2 separate regions of the Mus musculus genome follow, and region 1 is linked to region 2. Evidence: chromatin contacts called from ENCODE POLR2A ChIA-PET data. All regions are on one chromosome and are shown on one strand. Each heading gives the region's core, a stretch centred on a gene start or an enhancer-like site at or near the end of the contact. The rest is flanking DNA. Distances are from core to core; before and after follow the strand shown. Region 1 holds the start of Galm (galactose mutarotase). Region 2 holds the start of Srsf7 (serine and arginine-rich splicing factor 7).

What was found. ChIA-PET counts read pairs that join two places held with the same protein, here RNA polymerase II (POLR2A).
Region 1: POLR2A ChIA-PET joins it to region 2 with 10 read pairs in embryonic stem cell. The contact joins the promoter of Galm here to the promoter of Srsf7 in region 2. POLR2A ChIA-PET finds 5 or more read pairs at or near these places in 3 of 5 experiments (Patski and embryonic stem cell).

What each region holds. Positions count from the first base shown.
Region 1 is chr17:80,123,602-80,129,652 of GRCm38, reverse strand. It overlaps Galm (galactose mutarotase), which reads right to left and starts at 2,182. Exons shown (of 7, transcript NM_176963.4): 1 at 1,748-2,182. The coding sequence starts at 1,937.
Region 2 is chr17:80,203,775-80,209,798 of GRCm38, reverse strand. It overlaps Srsf7 (serine and arginine-rich splicing factor 7), which reads left to right and starts at 2,494. Exons shown (of 8, transcript NM_146083.2): 1 at 2,494-2,624; 2 at 3,771-3,951; 3 at 4,361-4,537; 4 at 5,412-5,486; 5 at 5,567-5,677. The coding sequence starts at 2,597. It also overlaps a transcript of Gemin6 not described here.

The DNA.
Region 1 (6,051 bases), core at 933-3,432, 80 kb after region 2:
AAAGTGGCCTGGAGTGAGGGTGGTTGGTATGTCTCTGGTCGCTGTAGGGTGGTGGGTTGTGCCCCTCTGCATGCCCAGTGAGGCAGAGACAGATGAAAAGAGCAGGTTCCCACCTGCTACCTCTAATCTCTTCCTGGTTCTGGAGTTCTAGGCCTCATATCAGATTCCCCCTCCACTCCACTGTAAATAATCTCTTGGCGATTTTATTTCAGCCCACAAAGGGGCTATTTTCCTAGCATAGAGGAGTGACTCTGTAGTTTCTAAAACTTTCTCCATCACCTGTCTGAATATAGAATGAGGAGCCAAGTCTCCACACCTTCCCACCAGCCTGTCTCTTATAACAAACAGCCTTCTCAATTAAGTTACCAAAGAAATTCTGCTGGGGGAAAAATAATAATCTTCAGGGCTGTGGAGGCTCCAGGACAACAAAGACATAAAGACAGCCAGCCAAGAAGAGAACATAAAACTCAGCAATCCTCTTATAATGCGTTTTGACAAGATGGGGGGGGGGCACATTAATTGCCTAAGGGACAAGTAAAAAAAAAAAAGTAAATAAGACAGGGTTTTCCTGTTGATCCCAAATGAAGAGCCAGGTTAAACATATGAAGAACCAGTTAGGTAGAAAAGGAACCACAAGGAAAACCTCAAATCCCCTTTTGTGGTACAAAGTTTGTTTACACCCATTACTGAGCAGAGCGAATTCATTCTCTTTCCATTTGCCCATTTTACTTCAGGGTTTGTTTTCTGTCTGGTTACGTGCAATGCTAAGGAATGGCAAGATATAATTTTTTCTCCTGCTGCAAATCAAACCGCAATCCAATGATTTAATTATGTAACTATTGAGCTAAAGTCTGAGCTCCGCGCCCCGCCCTCCCCCCCCCTCCGTAAACTGCAAGTTGAAAATGACCTTTGTCTATCTTGTTGAGTCCACTGCATTAACAGAGCTGTAAATGCATAAATTAAGATAAAACCTATGCGTGGATCAAGATGAAACGGCTGGCTCTTGCTCCAGGACAGCTTAGGCAGAACGAGGCCCTGTCCATTTAAAACAAAACAAAACAAAACAAAACAAAAAAACCCCACAAACACAAACAAAACAGACAAACAAAAACAAAAAGACATGCTGCGAATTGCGCAGCTGATCCTGATGACTATGTCCACGTCTTAGGAGGCCTTATTTCTACCCCTTTCATTGAGAACATGTTTCTGAGCAGATGAAGGACATTGTGCCCTACCTACATTGACCACAACAGCCAAGCAATCTGATGGGTTTACATCAGTCCTAAATTCTAAAGCATTTCTGCTCAAGGAGCCCTCAGAGAAGATTTGACAAGAGAAAGAAGGGAGATAGTAGCAGGCGCCCGTCCGTCTTTGATTTTCATTCCTCAGAAAACCACAAGCGAGGAATACATGCAAACCGCCCTGTGCCCCACAGTTCTAAGCTCATTCCAGGGAGTTGGTCTTTCTCAGCTGACTTCCTCGTGAACAGTGACAAAGTCTGACTAAGGGGGGCCAAGTCCTACAGCTATTTGGATTAGATCCGGTTTTTTTTTCCAACCTCAAAATCCTGTTAAGTGGCTTACATGAGCCCGTTCACGCGCTTCCAAGTAAGACTGCTCCAAGCTTGGGGACCTCAGTCAGGTCCCGTGAGTGACTGGAAGAACCCAGTGTACACAGGATCAGGAGTGTGTGCGGGCCTGTTTGACAGGCCAAACCGTTTAGCAGTCCTGGGCAGGACGCGACCCACCTTCCAATTCCGCAAAGCCAAGCACCACGTCTGAGGCTTTCCCCTGCCTGTCTTTGACCTGCAGAGCAGTGATCGTGCAGCCCCATGAGATGATGTCCACACTCAGCTGGTCTGACCGAAGCTGGAATTTCTCCACTGTCCCTCCCCCCGAGGGCAGCTCTCCAAACACGGTTCTGGTCACCGAAACCATTGGGAAAGTTCAGGGTGTGCAGCTTCTCCTTGCTGTTCAAACTCTAGCCTGGATCACGTTTGGAAAGATAAAGTTCCCGGGAGAAGGGGAGGAACTCAGACTAACTCCTCCCCTTTATTGCCTGGATTTAAACAGTTGACCACTCCTGGGGTCGGGGAAAATGCTCCGATGCCTTTTTAAAATTTTTCCTTTATCCGAGGTAACTGAGAAGCAAACTTTCCAGTTGAGTTTGCTGGTCTTTTCCTTCTCTAACCCTGACTGCAGTGCATGTCGGGAATAGTAGTCTTTAAGAAAATTGCAATTGCATCTTGGGGCATGTAGTTTAAAACGAACCAACTTTATTTTGCGCAGGTGCGCGCGCGTAAGGCATCTTTAGGGGGTCAAAAAAAGTCTCTCTCTCTCCTCTCCTCTTCTCTCTCTCTCTCTCTCTCTCTCTCTCTCTCTCTCTCTCTCTCTCTCTCTCTCTCTCTCTCTCTCTCTCTCTCTCTCTCTCTCCTCTCTCTCTCTCTCTCTCTCTCTCTCTCTCTCTCTCTCTCTCTCTCTTTCTCTCCTTTCCTCCTTTCTGAAAAGGTTCTCTCTTGTCCCTAATGGGCTCTGAAGAAACACATCTGGTGGGCAGGCTTGGAGGCCCGCTCCTTTACCTACTTTTCATCATCTCTTGGGCCATTCTGGTGTGGATTATCTGGGACTAGATTTAAAGAAACTGAAGGTTTGATGGCTAAGTCTGACGTTTCTCCTTTGTTGGCCTAGGATTAGGAAAGTGTTATTAGGATCCTCAGTAAGATCATGAGATTAAAATACCTCAGTCTTTCATTGCTTAATCTACAGCTCTAGATGGATTCTGGCTCTAGGAAGAAGAGGTCTGGGAGCCTAAAGACGTGTATAACTCAGTCTATCTGTATTTCTGGTCTTGATTTAGACACGGTGAGGGTGGAAACGCATCTGTGGTTAGAAAAACAGGAGAACTGAGCTCATGTTCCTGTAATCAAATGCCAATAAACAACTGTCTCACTCGTTTCTGACTGTGAAATATGAAGGAATCTTAAGCATTCATGCTACAAAGCCTCAATTATCCCTCTCGAAATTCGGGAAACTCTGATAGGAAAGAAAAAGAGCTTGCAGCAGGCTTTATTAAAGTACAATATCTAATATCAAAAAGACCCAAACAAGTCAAATTACAGACTGTGCGTCCCCTCACACAATAACCCAAAGGCACTCTTGTACACTGCTCATCACACACTCTTACAGACTCTGCAAGTCTCCTCAGCCCACTTACCGTGTGTGCCTGACTTATACACAGGCCCTTTCAACAACACTGTGCTAGCAACGATGCCTGAGAACCCTCTTCTGTGAGTGGGAAGACCACAGTTTTTATTTCTCAGCCTCCAGTTCTCAGTGTTCTGCCAAGCTCATGCTGCCAAGGGAAGAAAGACACCTTGGGTGGCTAGCACCAAGTGTAACCAGAGACGTTCCTATTGCTTAACTTGGCGCATGAAGTGTACCATATTTCCCTAAGATGTACAGGGTACGGGTCTTGATTTTCTTTCCCTGTGGCTTTGAAGTATTTAGAATGGTAAACAAGACTACCTTGTGTGAGCTGCAAACCTTGCTCCTTTTTTAACCAAACAGTCCATTTTCTTAACCTCACATCATTATTCTACATGCAGAGCCTTAATCGACAGCAGTGTTCATGATCACTGTCTGCAAGGAGGTCAACATCAAAGCAGCAATGGAGGAATGAACCATTGTTAAATACTACCAGCTATTTAATTTTGCTTTTTGGATAAATCCTGGGGGTTAAGTTAAATAGTACAGACTGTGGTGATATTTTTGTAAGAAGAGTTACTTAGCTTCTTTCTCAACCAGAGCAGAGGTGTGTAATACAACCAATTCAAACTCATCCCCAACTAGTTTACAAATAAATTAAGAAGGCTGGGCTGATTCCATGACAGGCTTCAGATTGGCAGTTCAGGACTATGCCTAAGAGCTGGGAAAGTCCAGGCAAGCCCAAGCAAGTCAGTTACCAGAAAACCAAACCAAACCAACCAACCAACCAACCAAACAAACAAACAAAAACCAGGCTTCAGACAGCTAGTTAGAAACTGCCGAGCTATCAGAAGCTGCCCAAGCCACATGGCCCGAGGCAAGGAAAATGGGTCAGCAGCAGTTTCCAGACCCCGTGCCCCATTAATGGTTCTGGAATGTCCCGAGAGATGGACTCAACAGATTAAGATAGAGGTCACTTCCCCTGGAATTCCTCTAAGGTGCAATAGCTCAAGCCTGCAAGCTCACTTCACGGTGTCTCTATTGTGGTAAATCTCCAACCCCAATAAGCCCAAGCAAAAACATAACTCAGTTACAAAATGTATAAGCTGCATGCCTAAATTGGGCAGATTACCACTACACTACTCTATTCCCCAGCTGAGATTCCCTTGCCACTTGTGGCTTCTCTGTGCCATGTGGTTCTGCTCCATCTTCCTTCCACATCCTCTTGCTCTGTCTTCTTCCTCCCTCATCCCTGCTCTTCTCCAACTCTCTAAAACCTCTAGCCCCACCTTTCCCTTCCAGGGACCAATCACAGGCTGTAGCCTTTACTTGACTAGTTAAAACAGGGAGAATGTTCACATGAAATTACCTGAGTATATGATCTCCTCCTCTTAGGGGCAGCCCCTCTTGAGGAAGCAGAGTTAACATTAGAATACAAATAGTACCAGGGCATCCCACAACACTCTATCTTGGTAATGGGAGCCCCCAGCACACTGGACTTAACTTCTGCAGAATAAAACACTTTGTGTTTTATATACTATTATATATAACACTAGTGTTATTTAACAAACACTATTTTTTTTTTTTTTGGTTCTTTTTCGAGACAGGGTTTCTCTGTATAGCCCTGGCTGTCCTCGAACTCAGAAATCCGCCTGCCTCTGCCTCCCGAGTGCTGGGATTAAAGGCGTGCGCCACCACGCCCGGCCTAACAAACACTATTATATATTGTGTTTATGTACTATTTGAGTTGGGATATCATTCTTCAACAAATCAAGGATCCTTACAAAATGAAACTCAGACTGTGGTTATTTTATTTGGTTTTGACAATTTCTGGGGAAAGAGGGGTTTAACCCCTAATCTACTCTTCTAACTGCTGGCCTGGCTACCTCCCCAGCGGTGTACCCCAGGCTGTTTCTCCTGGCCATGTGTTCACGGTCCACCTCCTCTAATGGTGGCTTCCTCTGTCTTCCTTGTTCTTCCTCCTCCAGCCTCACTACCGCTAACTCCTCCAATAATTGCCTGTAGCCAATTTTATTTAACCAATAGTTTAAAATCAAGGAACAAAGTTTGCACAACAAAAGCTTATAAACAGGAGAAGTCACTGGCAGGCCTAGACCTTCAGGTATAGAATTTAGCATTACAATGCATAGCAACAGACCAAACCTTAGCAAAGGTGCCAGGCTGAACAGTTAAAGAATAAGGCTTGAGTCCGGCAGTGGTGGCGCATGCCTTTAATCCCAGCACTTGGGAGGCAGAGGCAGGTGGATTTCTGAGTTCGAGGCCAGCCTGGTCTACAGAGTGAGTTCCAGGACAGCCAGGACTACACAGAGAAACCCTGTCTTGAAAAACAAAAAACAAAAAACAAAACAAAACAAAACAAAAAAAACAAAGAATAAGGCTTGCTCCTTTTCAGTGGGGGCATAGTCCTCTAAACAAGCCAGAGGCCTGAGGATATGTGAGCTCATGGACCCTGGGTTCTTCATGATACAAAAACTTCAGGATGTACTGCACCCAGGACCTCAGCTCCAGAACTCACAAAGGTGACTCTGAAGCCTTAAGCTATTGACAGGCAGCTGCAATAGGAAACTCTTAGTCTATCTGGAAAGACACCGGAGGCGGTACTCTTCCACCAGGTTGATCTGTTCCCTGTTTTCTCTCTCTCCTTCTCTTTCTTCCCCTCCTCCTCCCCCTCCCTCCCCCCACAAAGTCCAGGCTCCTGCGCTGTTTATTGTTGGCACGCCTCCTGTCACACAGGACTCATTCATTACAAGACTCAATTTTATTATCTTAATTTTTGGAGCACTTCATACATAAGTATTAGATTTATGTTATTCCCGCCCCTTCAACT
Region 2 (6,024 bases), core at 1,245-3,744:
CTATAATACTATGTAACCCAGGCTGGCCTCTAATTATTTTCCTGTCTTAGCCATAACCCCCAACTTTAATGTGGTAATAGCCAAGATTTTTTTTTAGATTTATTTATTTATTTATTTATTTATTTATTATATGTAAGTACACTGTAGCTGTCTTCAGACACTCCAGAAGAGGGAGTCATATCTCAGGATCGGATGGTTGTGAGCCACCATGTGGTTGCTGGGATTTGAACTCCTGACCTTCGGAAGAGCAGTCGGGTGCTCTTACCCACTGAGCCATCTCACCAGCCCCCAATAGCCAAGATTTAACAACTGTGGCATAATAATAATCACTCAATAGCTTATATTAGCAAATGTTAGAATATGTGTTGACCCAAGTAGATTCATTTAAACTCAAATCTAGAGGCTGGGCATGGTGGCATACACATTTAATCCCAGCACTCAAGAGACAGAGGCAGGTGGGTCTCTCTGAGTTCCAGGCTAGCCTGGTGTACCGAGAGAATTCCAAGATAGCTAGGGCTACTCAGAAAGACTCCAATCTTGAAAAACAAACAAACAAAATCCCAAACAAACAAAAAAGTGGAATTAGACTTTATAGAATTGCTATTCCTTCAGAGAGAATACAAATGTTTATAATTATTGCTCAATGCCTTTCAGAGAGAAGCAGATTAGAAGAATATTTCTCTAGCATGAAAAAAAGCTCTGGGTTGTATACATAGTGAATCTGTGGGAGGCCTGGACTGCAGAAGTTCCTGTGGCAAGCAAACACAGGAAGATTGAGGCAGAACAATATACTGTGTAGTAAGACTGAGGCAGAACAATATACTTCACTGTGTAGAGTTTCTATTTTCTTGCCAGAGATTTTTGTTGAGACACTATAATTTTAAATATTTGAAAATCAACATACATATAAATTAGTAGTACTTAAGAGTCTTTGCTTTTAAAAAGGGGGGGAGGGGCTAGAGATATGGCTCAGCAGTTAAGAGCACTGACTGCTCTTCCAGAGGTCCTGAGTTCAATTCCCAGCAACCACATGGTGACTCACAACCATCTATAAGGTATCTGATGCCCTCTTCTGGTGTGTCTGAAGACAGCCACGGTGTACTCGTATAAATAACAAATGAATCTTTTTTTTTTTTTTAAAAGAGTCTCATGCTTTATTGACCAAGAAGGACTCCTTTAGAGAAAGCACTCCACACCTGAATCCACACACAGCAAATGAAAACGGAGATGAAATACACGTACCTAGGAACTTCCTCTTTTATGTGTAAAATTTCCAACCCTTGAGTATTCCAAGTAGTTACGATGTAATGTTTTTTGTTTTTTGTTTTTTGTTTTTTTTGGTTTGTTTGTTTTTTGCTGGTTGATAAAAAGAACTTGGGCTGGTGAGATGGCTCAGTGGGTAAGAACACTGACTGCTCTTCCTAAGGTCATCCCTGAGTTCAAATGATGAGTTCAAATCCCTGCAACCATATGGTGGCTCACAACCACCGGTAATGAGATCTGACTCCCTCTTCTGGAGTGTCTGAAGTCAGCTACAGTGTACTCACATATAATAAATAAATAAATCTTAAAAAAAAAAGAACTTAGCTCTCTTTTTAGAGTTGAATTTTGGCAAATGCAGAATTCAAAGGCAGATTTTAAGCAACTCAGGGAGACTGATACGTATTGAGTGGCTGAGCTGTAAGGTTTTAAGTAAAAATTCACACACAACTTTTAAAAAATCCAAAGCACTAGAAGGGAAAAATAAATTTGTGCTTCAGATGCAAGAATTGTCTCGGCTCAGTATGCTTGCAAACTTTTACAGTTTTGCCACAACTTTAACATTGCCAGAACCCCTTCTCCACAACCCTATCCCTTTGTTTCAGCAAACCCCCAAGTACTCAGATCAAACTAACAAATTAGTGACTCAGTGCAAAAAGGAGAGGTATTATGCAGACTCCCCGGGGGAAGTCATCCCTTTTGAGGCCCGTGATGCAATAACCATTAGACATAACTGTGGAGTAAGGGTTATTTTCACACTGGTCTTAGTTTAATTACCTCTGTTGAGCCTTAAAGATCACTGAACACAGACTAGGCCAGGTACCCCAAAGGTGGCGACCGGGACAGCAGCGGTTAAATTTTACGGACTTTCACAGAACGGTCTAGTGTACCTGTACTTAGGTTACGGTCGCTGTCAGTTCCTAGATTAAAATGAAGAGGTAAAAGGGTTGGGAGAGGTTAGGAGGACCCACAGGGTTCAGGAAAGGGGAAGGGGAGGGGAGGGAGCAGGAGACCGCCGGAAGGCCACAGGTTTATGGGCAAGATCCCGGCGTTCCCATGGAAACGTATCCCTCCGCTCCGCTCGCAGAGTCTCGCTCTAAGTTCCCTCCGCCCCGCCTCTAGGCTGTTTCCGCCCAGCTTCTTTGTGCCGCGCAGAACGTTGACACAACGCATGCGCAGAAAAAAAGAATCCCCGCCCGCCGCCTATATAAGCGCGACTCCGGCCTCTTCCTTGTAGTGCCGCCGGGATTGCAGGCAGAGGAGGTTGCGCAGCCGCTTCCGTGCTACTCGCGCTGTGAGCATTCCAAGCTAGAGCCGAGTACACGGGCCGGCCATCATGTCACGCTACGGGCGGTATGGAGGAGGTAAGCGGCCAGGGCCCCAGGGGAGGACGGTGCTGCCCGCCGACCGAGCAGAGCGGGGCCGCAGGGGCGGCGCGGCGGTTAGAGACGGTTATTCCGCGTGCGTAATGGCGGCTCCTGCGCACGCTGTACGAAGCCCGAGGCCGCGGGGGCGGGGAGGAGGAGGGCGAGCGGGACTGGAGGGCATGTGTGCCGCTTAGGGCCCGGGCGCTTGGCGCCTTTTGGTCTCTCCTGGACAGGCCGAAGCCTGGCGGGGTCGCCGTGGTGGCGTTGGCCATTTCTCCGCGCTGCCGCCCGCCTCCACCACCCCACCCCCCGCCCTCGGCGGCGGCGGCGGCTGCCATTTTGAGCACATTGATGACCGTGGTGGCGCATTTCCTCAGCGCTTTCCCGCCACTGGAGCCGGGGAGTGATGATGGGCGTTAAGATTCGGGTTGGGCTGGAGACGGAACGAAACCGGCAGCTGCGAGCTGCGCGTCGTCCAACAATTGGTCGGCATGAGGAGTAGCGCGAGGGGAAGACCGCTGCAAGCGGCGACGGCTTTTTTTCTCTCTCTTTTTTTTTCCTTCGCCGTTTCGAGCGTGGCTTCTGGCTCTGGGGCGGGGACTCGGGTGAGCCTGCGCCTGCTGTGGAAGCCGGGAACTGGCTCGGCCCTGATCCTCGCTGTAGACCTCTCCGCAGGCCGGGCCGCCGGAGCCCGCGCGCTGTTGTGCCCGAGGCTGCGGGGACTCGGGGGGCGGGGCGGGCCCGAGCCGGGCCCCACCTCCACCCCGCACGCCTCAAGTCTACCATGCTCCCGCTGCAGTCTCCCAGGGTTTCCTTCCTATAAGAGCGCCAGAACTTGGTCGCAGGTCTGGCTTTCCAGTCTTTCACGCTGTAAGATTTAGTACTTGGTGAAGACCTCTAAATAAAGGGAGCCAGACCTGGTGGTGCACTAGCTGCCTCAGGGAGGTTGAGGCCTGAGAGTCGTTTGAGCGATGTATAGCTAACATAGTTGTAGGGTGGCTCCGAGTAGATCACTTAGCTGGCTCAGAGTCTCCAAAACAAAACGTGTACGTTGCACAGCTCTTTAAGGATGGTCTGTTTTAAAGAAATGAATTCCCTATCACACGTTGAATAACATTTGTTCTGTTTACATTTTTTAAACAGAAACCAAGGTATATGTTGGTAACCTGGGAACTGGTGCTGGTAAAGGAGAGTTAGAAAGGGCATTCAGTTACTATGGGCCCTTAAGAACTGTGTGGATTGCCAGAAATCCTCCAGGATTCGCCTTTGTGGAATTTGAAGACCCTAGAGATGCAGAGGATGCAGTTCGAGGATTGGATGGGAAGTAAGTGGGTTGTTTTTCAAATTTCTTTAAAATATTCCCTCGGGCTGGATAAGTAATCTCGGTGCTAATCATAGACTCTCTGGGGGTGGACCTTATTTTTGATAGTGTCTCTGGCCTATGTTGACCTGGAACTCACCATATAGCTCCGGTGGTGGTTGGAGCCCTCATTCTGTCAGCCTCTCACATGCCTTACCCTTCAGGCACTGGATAACTTAAGATTTAGGACTAAAGGTGGAATTGGCGGGGTTTTGTAAACAAAAGACTAACCGTGTAGAGAGAATGAGCAGTTGACATTTTTTTAATAAATTAATTTTTATTAGATATTTTCTTTATATACATAGCAGTTGATATTTTTAAATCTAGAAGTCACATGTGTATTCTAACATTAGCATTTTCTTATGTTTTGTAGAGTGATTTGTGGTTCTCGAGTGAGGGTTGAACTATCAACAGGCATGCCTCGGAGATCTCGTTTTGATAGGCCACCTGCCCGTCGTCCCTTTGATCCTAATGATAGATGCTATGAGTGTGGTGAAAAGGGACATTATGCTTATGACTGTCATCGCTATAGCCGACGAAGAAGAAGCAGGTATTTAATTAATGAAGGAATGGTTGGTATTCTAGTTAATCAAAGTAATTCTTTTATTAGCAAGGCAGAAACTAGTGTTTTTCTATAAACTTGAATGTTAATTGTACAGGTGTATTTTACAATTTTTGTTTAATTAAAAATGTTACTATATTAATAATCAACCTGGTCAAAACCTTTCAGGTTTCTTCGTTTGAGTCAGTCGCCTTGATTCAGAATGTCACGAGCCTTATGATATCATGCTGAGGCGCCTTGCAAATCCGACAATTAAGATCCTCCTAGACCTTGAGGTGATCAGCATAAGAGGCCAGATCCCCTCGAGTCATCTACACCTAGCTTCACCTTATTCTTTAAAGGGCAGAAAATTTGAGTCGGTGATCGCCGTAACAGTAAATTTGGCTTACAATTGGGGCCCCCTCCGCTTTAGAAAGAGGAACACCAGATTGACCACATTCCCAACTAGAAAAATCTTCTTGCGTCAATCAAGCCTCATCTGGCTCTTTTGGCTGTCAGTTTGATCGTCGTTAGATTGAAGAAAACATCTAGATGCAGCGATCGGCTATAGATACTTCTAGATCATCTAGATCTACTAGACCTACTACTAGACCATGGGCCAAAGAGGGTCGACCTGCAAACTTGCAAGGTTTATTTTAAATACACATTATGGCGTTTTATATTTTGTAATTCTAAGTTGTAATTCAGCTTTTAACAAATCTTTTTTTAGGTTAGTAAAAAAAAAAAATTTAATAGGCCCAGAGTTTTTCCAAATGAGATACTAAATTTTAAATAGTCTTGAGATTTGATTTCAGCAGAGGTACACAAACACTAAAACTGAGTTATCGTCTAATATGTTGTATTTTTCTAACTTAAAAAATAGGTCACGATCTAGATCCCATTCCCGATCCAGGGGAAGGCGATACTCTCGCTCCCGCAGCAGGAGCCGAGGACGGAGGTGAGAAATTTGTAAAATTCAAATTTTAACAAGTGGGAAAAAGTAAGACAGATGGGCTTAAGAACTTCTTTAAATTTTAGGTCAAGATCAGCATCTCCTCGCCGATCAAGGTCTGTGTCTCTTCGTAGATCAAGATCAGCTTCACTCAGAAGATCTAGGTCTGGTTCTATAATAGGATCGAGGTATTTCCAGTATGTAGCACATTTTTCCTGCTTACTAGTAGATGGATTGTCGTAGCTTTAGTTATCAAGACAGAGTTTCTCTGTGTAGCCCTGGCTGTAGACCAGGCTGGCCTTGAACTCATCCACTTGCCTCTGCCACCTAATCACTGGGATTGAAGGTGAGCGCCACCACTGGATCCTGGCTGGATCGTCTTGTCTTGGTGACACAGTGAAGTATCTTCATTCAAATGGGGTGCTTCAATATTAGGGTGTGCACACCTGTACTCCTAGCACTTAGACTAAATAACTTGGACCTGGGGATTGGAGGACAAAAAAGGTACATGCCCCATCTCAAAACAGATTTTTTAAAAGTAAAT